Linked DNA regions of Mus musculus: regions 2 and 3 are each linked to region 1. Evidence: chromatin loops called from intact Hi-C (ENCODE). Cell type or tissue: heart. All regions are shown on one strand.

The links. Peaks named below come from ENCODE experiments on the same cell type or tissue, not always from the same donor. Only the 100,000 strongest peaks of a DNase experiment are listed, where the experiment ranks them.
Region 2: it touches region 1 in a loop (3-fold over the local background); 2 of 42 quality-filtered maps call a loop at or near these places.
Region 3: it touches region 1 in a loop (8-fold over the local background); 11 of 42 quality-filtered maps call a loop at or near these places.

What each region holds. Positions count from the first base shown.
Region 1 is chr16:90,283,195-90,285,694 of GRCm38, forward strand. Scaf4 (SR-related CTD-associated factor 4) reads right to left here and starts at 1,309. Exons shown (of 20, transcript NM_178923.4): 1 at 809-1,309. The coding sequence starts at 838. In heart, a CTCF peak has its summit at 1,552; a DNase peak (open chromatin) is centred at 1,307; H3K4me3 peaks cover 2,500 bases; H3K27ac peaks cover 2,268 bases.
Region 2 is chr16:91,043,341-91,045,840 of GRCm38, forward strand. It overlaps Paxbp1 (PAX3 and PAX7 binding protein 1), which reads right to left and starts at 1,039. Exons shown (of 18, transcript NM_026110.2): 1 at 666-1,039. The coding sequence starts at 1,014. In heart, CTCF peaks have their summits at 1,236 (motif pointing left) and 2,406 (motif pointing left); DNase peaks (open chromatin) are centred at 561 and 1,151; H3K4me3 peaks cover 2,500 bases; H3K27ac peaks cover 2,039 bases.
Region 3 is chr16:90,219,413-90,221,912 of GRCm38, forward strand. Sod1 (superoxide dismutase 1, soluble) reads left to right here and starts at 1,350. Exons shown (of 5, transcript NM_011434.2): 1 at 1,350-1,517. The coding sequence starts at 1,446. In heart, no CTCF peak of the experiment used is centred here; DNase peaks (open chromatin) are centred at 1,269 and 1,809; H3K4me3 peaks cover 1,873 bases; H3K27ac peaks cover 1,965 bases.

The DNA.
Region 1 (2,500 bases):
TAAATAAGATAGTATGGACTTTATGCCCCTAAGCAGCACATGGAACGATCAGAGATACAACTAGAGAGCTTTAAGGCGGCAGGCAGCTTTGTTCCCGGTTTGGGGAGGTTTTCACATGTAAATGTCCCTGAGGAAGGGAGCTGAGGATTAAGTACCCCGAGAGGGCGGTGCGAGGGTGAGCAGGTGGAGACCCAAGCAGCCTTACTAGCGGACTAAATGGGGCGTACACTTTGCTCTCCCATTCAACTTTTTAGGTGTCACGATGTACAGAAAGGGCACGTTCTAGATAGAAAGGCCAAGGGAACTACCGCTCTATGTTCATTTGTGAGCGTGTCAATCCAGGAGGTGGGAGGGCAGACACCCTCTCTAAGTCTCCGCCAACCGGGATCAGAGTCCAGCGGCCGCCGCGCAGCGCCGCGGCCTGAGCAACAGGAGAACCCAGGCGGCTGCTACGCCGGCCCCGGGACTCGCGGGAACTCCCGCCCCTGAGTCGGCCGAGCGCTCCGTTGCAGCCCCTGGCGGGATCCCGGCCCCGTAAAGCCGATAACGGGGCCGGGAGCAGCATAAGGGCCACGTTGAAGAAGCGGGAGTCGGCACAGGCCGGAAGGGGGCGAAGGGGCACTGGCGGGGGAGGGGCGCGGGGTCAGCCCCCGGCGGTGGCCGCGACCTCTCCCCGGCTCCAGGCCCGCTGCCCCGGAACCGGGGCAGGAAGCGTCCCCGCCCGGACTCGGTGCTCGAAAGCCCTCGGGCAGCGAGAGAAGCGGCCCCGGCGTGGCCCGCACCAGCCCTAACCCCAAGCACTCCTCACCTCCTGGTTGAAGGCGTTGACGGCGTCCATGTTCGCGCGCGTTGCGGCGGCGGCTGCGGCTGCTCCGGGCCCGCCGGTCACCTAGACCTGGAGCGGCGGCTGAGTAGGGCCGGGTGCCGGCAGGGCCCTTGGGCGTGGAGGGGGAGGAGGACGGGAGGCGACGAGCGGCGGAGGCCGAGCAGGAAGGGGCTGCGGCCGAGGCGGCGAGGCTGGGCCGGTCGAGCGCAGGCAGAGGCGGCGGGCCCCTGCTCAGTCCCGTGCGCCGGAGGAGGGATGGGAGGCGGCGGCAGCGCGGGGCTCCAACATGTCCGTTTGGCGGCGGCGGCTGCGCTCTGCGTCGCGCTGACACGGCCCCCCGCGCCCTCCCTCACGCACTGGCCCACACTGGCCCGGCCGGCGAGCGGGCGGGCCTCTCTGTCTCTCTCCTCTCTTTCGCCAGCAGGATGGCGGCAGCGACCCGAGTGCACGCCGCGCGAAGCACCCTGGGACAGCTCGGGCCTCCAAGCGCTTCCTGAGCCCGGCTCCGCCCCGCTCGTGCTTGGCTCCGCCCACGCCCCGCCCCTCCGCGCCCCACCGGCGCCGAGCCGCTAGCGTGTGACCGCGCGTTGTCGCGCGCTTTCCCGCCGGTTGCGGCTGCGGAGAGTTCCCGTCTTCTGGGCTCAGGATCCGGACGACGGCTCCCGGGGTGCATTGTGTCCGGGCAGGACTGCGCCCTGCTGCTGCGACAAACAAAGCGCGGAGGGTGAGCGTCTGCAGTCTCCAAGTCCCCTGCTTCGACTTGCGTGCGGACCTGGTGGACGCCCTGAGCAACTTCCGAGGACTGGGCTCCTGAACCCCTAACGCTAATCTCCCCAAACCCCGTTGGGTCGCTCTCGGCAGAAGTGTGTTCTGATTCACTTGAGTTCTCACCGCCTGCCGCGCGCTGCGACCGCTGTCTGTTGGGTGTGTGAAAAATGAAAGTTTTTCTGTAGAAACCTCACTTTTGTGGAGCATGAGTATAAAAGCTAGAAGGCCTGACTCGTACTGGAAGTTGGGGACTACTTCCCGTAGAAAAGGGCGAGCATCCTAAAAGAATTCGAGAAAGGAGGGGCCCTCTGGACCTTGCGCGCTGTGCTATCACCTCTCCTTGGAGGACAACCGGCTGGTACTTAGGGAAAGCAACTGGCCCTACCGAGACCAGATCCTAGCAGAGTTAGGATTTTGTTCTTAAGGGGGCATCATGCAGGTTGACATCCTGCAAAGTATGCATGCGGAAGAAAGTGGGGCCAGGAACAGCATGGCTTCGGGCCCTGGAGATGATGAGGCTGAAGGTATCAGGCACTGGAGGAAAGACAGAATGGTGTTCCGGAGGGAAGATGCACACTGCTTCTTGAAGGACATGAGTGCTGGGTTTGCGTCAACTTGGTAATAATTTAAGGAAGGAATGAGTTTGAGGGCGTAATGGCTAATCTTTGTCAATGCCTATGAACAGTGTCCTCATTTAAGTCAGCCTAGTTCAGTTAACCACCATGCCCAAGTTTATCTGGCTAGACGGTTATCTTTTCGGGCTCTAGCCATCTGAGCTGTCCCTGGGATAGTTAACTGAGGGCTTTTGCGATATGGGTAAAGTCCAGGAAAATGGCTGAGAGGAGGTAGATACCTGGGATTCAATACTGCACAGCTAACAGGAGCTGAAAAGTCAGACAGACAAGG
Region 2 (2,500 bases), 760 kb after region 1:
CTCCTTCAAACAAAATTCCAGAGAGGTCAAAGATAATTCACCCATCTTTCTAGAATCACGAAAGCATGACGCAAGACCTTCGAAAATCATCCAATTTTTCCTAACATGATGTTGAGGTACAAGTAAAATCGAAATCCCCTGCAGCCTGGTCCCTCTTCTGCTTCAAGAGCCAATGCCACAGCGGACATCTGCTCCTCCCATTTACTTCTACAGAGAAACCGAGACTGGACAACAGCAAGGGAGCGATTGGATCAAGGTCACCGGGAGCCAGGGCTGCAGCCCCAGAATTGTTCCCAGCCCTGGTTTCGGTCCTCCTCTTTAACAATCCGGCCTTCTTAATCAAGGAGGCCTAAACCGAGACGCCAACAAGCCGCAGGTACAGAGGCCTGCAGACGACTAAGAGCAGGCAGTTAACCAAGAGACTCAGGCTGCCTGCAACTCGCAAGGTAGGAAACGGGTCCACGGAGCATCGAGCCTTCTCCTCCACTCAGGATGGCTGATCAGGGCTCTGACAGCCGGAGGAGGGACTGCACAGGCCGTAGACTTGGCTGGTGGCAGCGCGGGAACACAACCCCAGGCAGATCCGGAGGCCGGAGGTGGGGAAAGGGGCGCGGCGCCCGGGCGAGCACGGGCTTGGGGTCCGCGTGGGCCGGGCCGGGGCTTACCTTCCTCCTCGTCTTGGAAGCTGAGCAGGCTGGCCCTGGGCACCTCTTTGTTCTCGCGAGGCCTCTTGCGCGGCTTCAGCCCATTGCCGGGCTCCGCGCCGCCGGAGATGCCGCCCCCGGCCTCAGCGCCGAGGCCCGGGTGGTGCGCGGAGGGCGGCGGCGGCAGCGGCCCCGGGCCCAGGAGCGACTCCCCCGCGGGGGCCCGGTCGCCGCCGCCAGGGCCGGGCTCTTCTCCCGAGGCCGGCGGGGGCAGCAACGGTGGCGGCTCCTGCTCCTCATCGCGCTCCCGCTCCTCCTCCTCCGAGTCGTTCCGCTTGCGCACGTTCACCCGCCGGGCCTTTCGGAACATCCCAGCCGCCGTCACCGCGCTCTCACAGCCGCTCGCTGACTGAGAGGACGAGGGAGCGCGGAGACCACCGCCACGCACGCGCAGTCGCAAGAGTTCCCCCCCACCAGCCGGGTCGTCGCGGCTCTGGCTAGCTATCGCGCCGCCTCGATTGCGCATGCGCCTGGGCTCTCCTCGCGCCCCACTACTTGGGCGGAGTCTCTTTGCACTGCCCTCTAGCGGCGCGGGGGACTGTTGGCATGGTACCCTCCGACTCCAGTGTTGTTCCAAAGGTCACAAAGAGGATCATCGAGATGAGAGGAGCGAGTGTAGTCTGTCGTCTCGGAGCGTGTTGCTGCAATGCGTCTTCCGCGCTTATACGGAGCCGTTACGTGTGGCAGCCTCCCTCCCACTCAGTGCCTGCAGGGTAAACAGAGGCGGGAGGCCGGGGAGAAGCGGAGGGACGAGTCAGTTGACTTGAGCTTGGGAAGGGAAAGTGCATCTCCATGGTTAATATGCCTCTTAATAACGCGAGGCGATGCTAGCAGATATCGTCTACAGATCAGAAACTCCATTAATACTTGCCATCTCTACAGCTTTATCAACGCAAACACTCTCAAAGGCGTGGGAGCACACACGTTAAATCCCAGCAGCACTGGGGAGGTGGAGGCAAGGCGATCTCTGAGTTCGGTGCCGGCCTGATGTACATAAGGAACTCCAGAATGGCCAAGGCTATGTAGGGAAACCCTCACTGTCTGGGGAAGACAGAACCAGAGATGATACATCTCCCTGCTGCCGCAGCCATTCCCAGGAGAGCGAGGTGTTTTCGGGTGGCTTGGTAAGAAAGCCAAGTTAGGTAGCAACTATTTTAACTATTTTACGAAGCATAGTGAATTTCTGAAACAAGCGGAAGGAAGATTTGTCTTATTTTCAGACTATATCACAGAGGGCAAATCTGAACCTTGGCGGCCTTAAAGAGATTGCATGAGCCGGGCGGTGGTGGCGCGCACCTTTAATCCCAGCACTCGGGAGGCAGAGGCAGGCGGATTTCGGGAGTTCGAGGCCAGCCTGGTCTACAAAGTGAGTTCCAGGATAGCCAGAGCTATACAGAGAAACCCTGTCTCGAGAAACAAACAAACAAACAAACAAAAAGATTGCATGAGGTTGAGCTAACACACAGGTTACCCAGTTCATAACCAAAGTTGAATCTTTTCTTTCTCTCGAGCATATCAGGATGCGTGGGTAGAAGTGTTTGTGAAATTATTTACATGTTTCAAAACCCGCCAAAAGAACGGGATTGGAGAGGTGAATATTGCAGTTTCGAACCAGAGGACCCTGGCTGCAGTCCCAGTACCCACACCCTCAGGGCTCCTCAAAACTCCAGTTCCTGGGAATCTGGCGCCCCCTTCTGGTCTCAGCATGCCTGTAGTGCCCAGCAGGACGTGTCCTGAATGCAGGCTAAAAGCATGGTGTTTACACATCATCTGTAAAAAGGTGCTGGACAGCACAG
Region 3 (2,500 bases), 64 kb before region 1:
GGAGATCTCTGTGAGTTCAAGGTCAGCCTGTCTGTTCTACACAATGAGTTCCATGAGAGCCAAAGGTACACAGTGTGATATTTTTAAAAAGGTATGTGTGTCTTTTTTTTTTTCAAATTTTTATTATTTTCTTCATTTACATTTCAAATGCTATCTGGGGAGTCCCCTATACCACGCCCCCCTGCTCCCCTCCCCACCCACTCCCACTTCTTGGCCCTGGCATTCCACTGTACTGAGGCATATAAATTTGCAAGACCAAGGGCCTCTCCTCCCAGTGATTGTCGAGTTGGCCATCTTCTGCTACATATGCAGCTAGAAACACGAGCTCCGGAGGTACTGGGTAGTTCATATTGTTGTTCCACCTATAGGGTTGTAGACCCCTTCAGCTCCTTGGGTACTTTCTCTAGCTCCTCCATTAGGGGCCCTGTGTTCCATCCAATAGATGACTGTGAACATCCACTTCTGTATTTGCCAGGCACTGGCAAAGCCTTACACGAGACAGCTATATCAGGGTCCTTTCAGCAAAATCTTGCTGGCATACGCAATAGTGTCTGCATTTGGTGGCTGATTATGGCACGGATCTCCAGGTGGGGCAGTCTCTGGATGGTCCATCCTTTTGTCTCAGCTCCAAACTGTGTCTCTGTAACTCCGTCCATGGGTATTTTGTTCGTTATTTTAAGGAGGAATGAAGTATCCACACGTTGGTCTTCCTTCCTCTTGATTTTCTTGTGTTTTGCGTGTGTGTGTGTGTGTGTGTGTGTGTGTGTGTGTCTTAACTGGCAGAGCACTTGTCTGTCATGCAGGGGGCGGGGTGGGGGGTGGGGACTGTCTAATCTCCAGCTCTAGTAACAAAAATAAAAGAAGTAAAAAATAAGTAAGAAACGGGGGTGTGTCTAGAGATAGAACATGGGCTTTACACATTTTAGACATCATGAGAAAATAAAGCTGGAAATGACACTGGGCATCCATCTTGGCGCATCTCAACTTTCACACTGCAACCGAGGCGCGCTGTGCAAAGTCAGTGACAATCCGCATTTCCAGACACAGTGGGTTCAGACCTTCCAGGCGCGCACGCGGGCCTCGTGTTCTCGGTTTCCGCGGCGACTCGGCCGACGTCACAGTTAGAAGACAATAGCGACTTTCCCCGCTCAGGCTCCTCGGGAACTTTCTCAGTCCGCACGCTCCAGGAGCCGGAGCTACCCTCCGCCCCGCCCCCAGCGTGCCCCGCGGCCAGGGAGCTCCACGAAGGGCGGGCGGAGGCCGCGGGTAGCGATTGGTTCCGTGCCAAGGTGGGCGTGGTCAGACTCAGGCCTATAAAAGCTCCGTGGCGCCAGGGCCTCGTTTTTTTGCGCGGTCCTTTCCTGCGGCGCCTTCCGTCCGTCGGCTTCTCGTCTTGCTCTCTCTGGTCCCTCCGGAGGAGGCCGCCGCGCGTCTCCCGGGGAAGCATGGCGATGAAAGCGGTGTGCGTGCTGAAGGGCGACGGTCCGGTGCAGGGAACCATCCACTTCGAGCAGAAGGCAAGGCCCGGGGCGCGGGGCGCAGGCCGCGGTGACGCGGCGCACCTGTGCGGGAGCACGCCACGCCCCCGCCACGGCCTGAGCCCGCTAAGTGCTGAGTCACCGTGGCCTGGGGCAGGGGCTGGGCGCCGGGAAGCGAGGCCCGGGGCGCCGCGGGGCCTTCCGGGCGGGCGGGGGCCTCCCCGCGCCCCGGAGCGGCTGGGCCTGCCCGGGAGAGCCGGCTTGGCATCCGTTATCCTTCTGGGGCTGCTGCTTTTCCGGTGTCCGTGTCCCACAGGCTCAGAGCCCCGTGGCCACCGGCTGCGATTGTTGTAAGAATATTTGAACCCGGTGGTGCCAGACCGGACTAAGGCCGCAGGACGCGTTTGCGGCACTTTAAAGCAAAGTCCTGGGCTGTTCTGTACTAGGTCAGGGTCGTGTCGCAAGGCGGAAAGAAAGAGATGGCCTTGGACAGCCGTCCCTTGCTTTGCACTCCAGAGAGAGACCCGGCTGTGGGTTTTTTCTACCACAGCGAGTTTCTGAGCACATTTTGGAAAAGTACATAGAGATATTTTCGAAAATACTGTGACCCTGCAAAAACACATGCGTCACAGGGAAGATGTGTGTGGTAAGGTTGTGTCCAGAGCCTTAGGGAGGTTACCGTTGTTGTATTCACCTTAATCCCGAGAGAATATTTGATAAATGAGCGTTATGTGCTCTCTGAAGTGGTGGACATACGTGTGAGAAGGCAGACACCATAGTGAATCCCAAGTGTTTGGTTTACGACGAGAACTGATAACGGCAATTTAGAGTTTTTCGTAACTAGCCTCGTTTCCAGCAGTTTCTTGGCATTGAAATGCGTTTTGTTGTTTTCCTGTGGAAGTTTTTTGTTTTTGTCTTTTTCTCCTCCCCACGTAATTCACTGTGAGAAAGACGAAGTTCGGCTGGGTCTTACCCCTGTGTGTGGGTTTCTGTCATCTTCCACCATGCCATGCCAGAGCAGC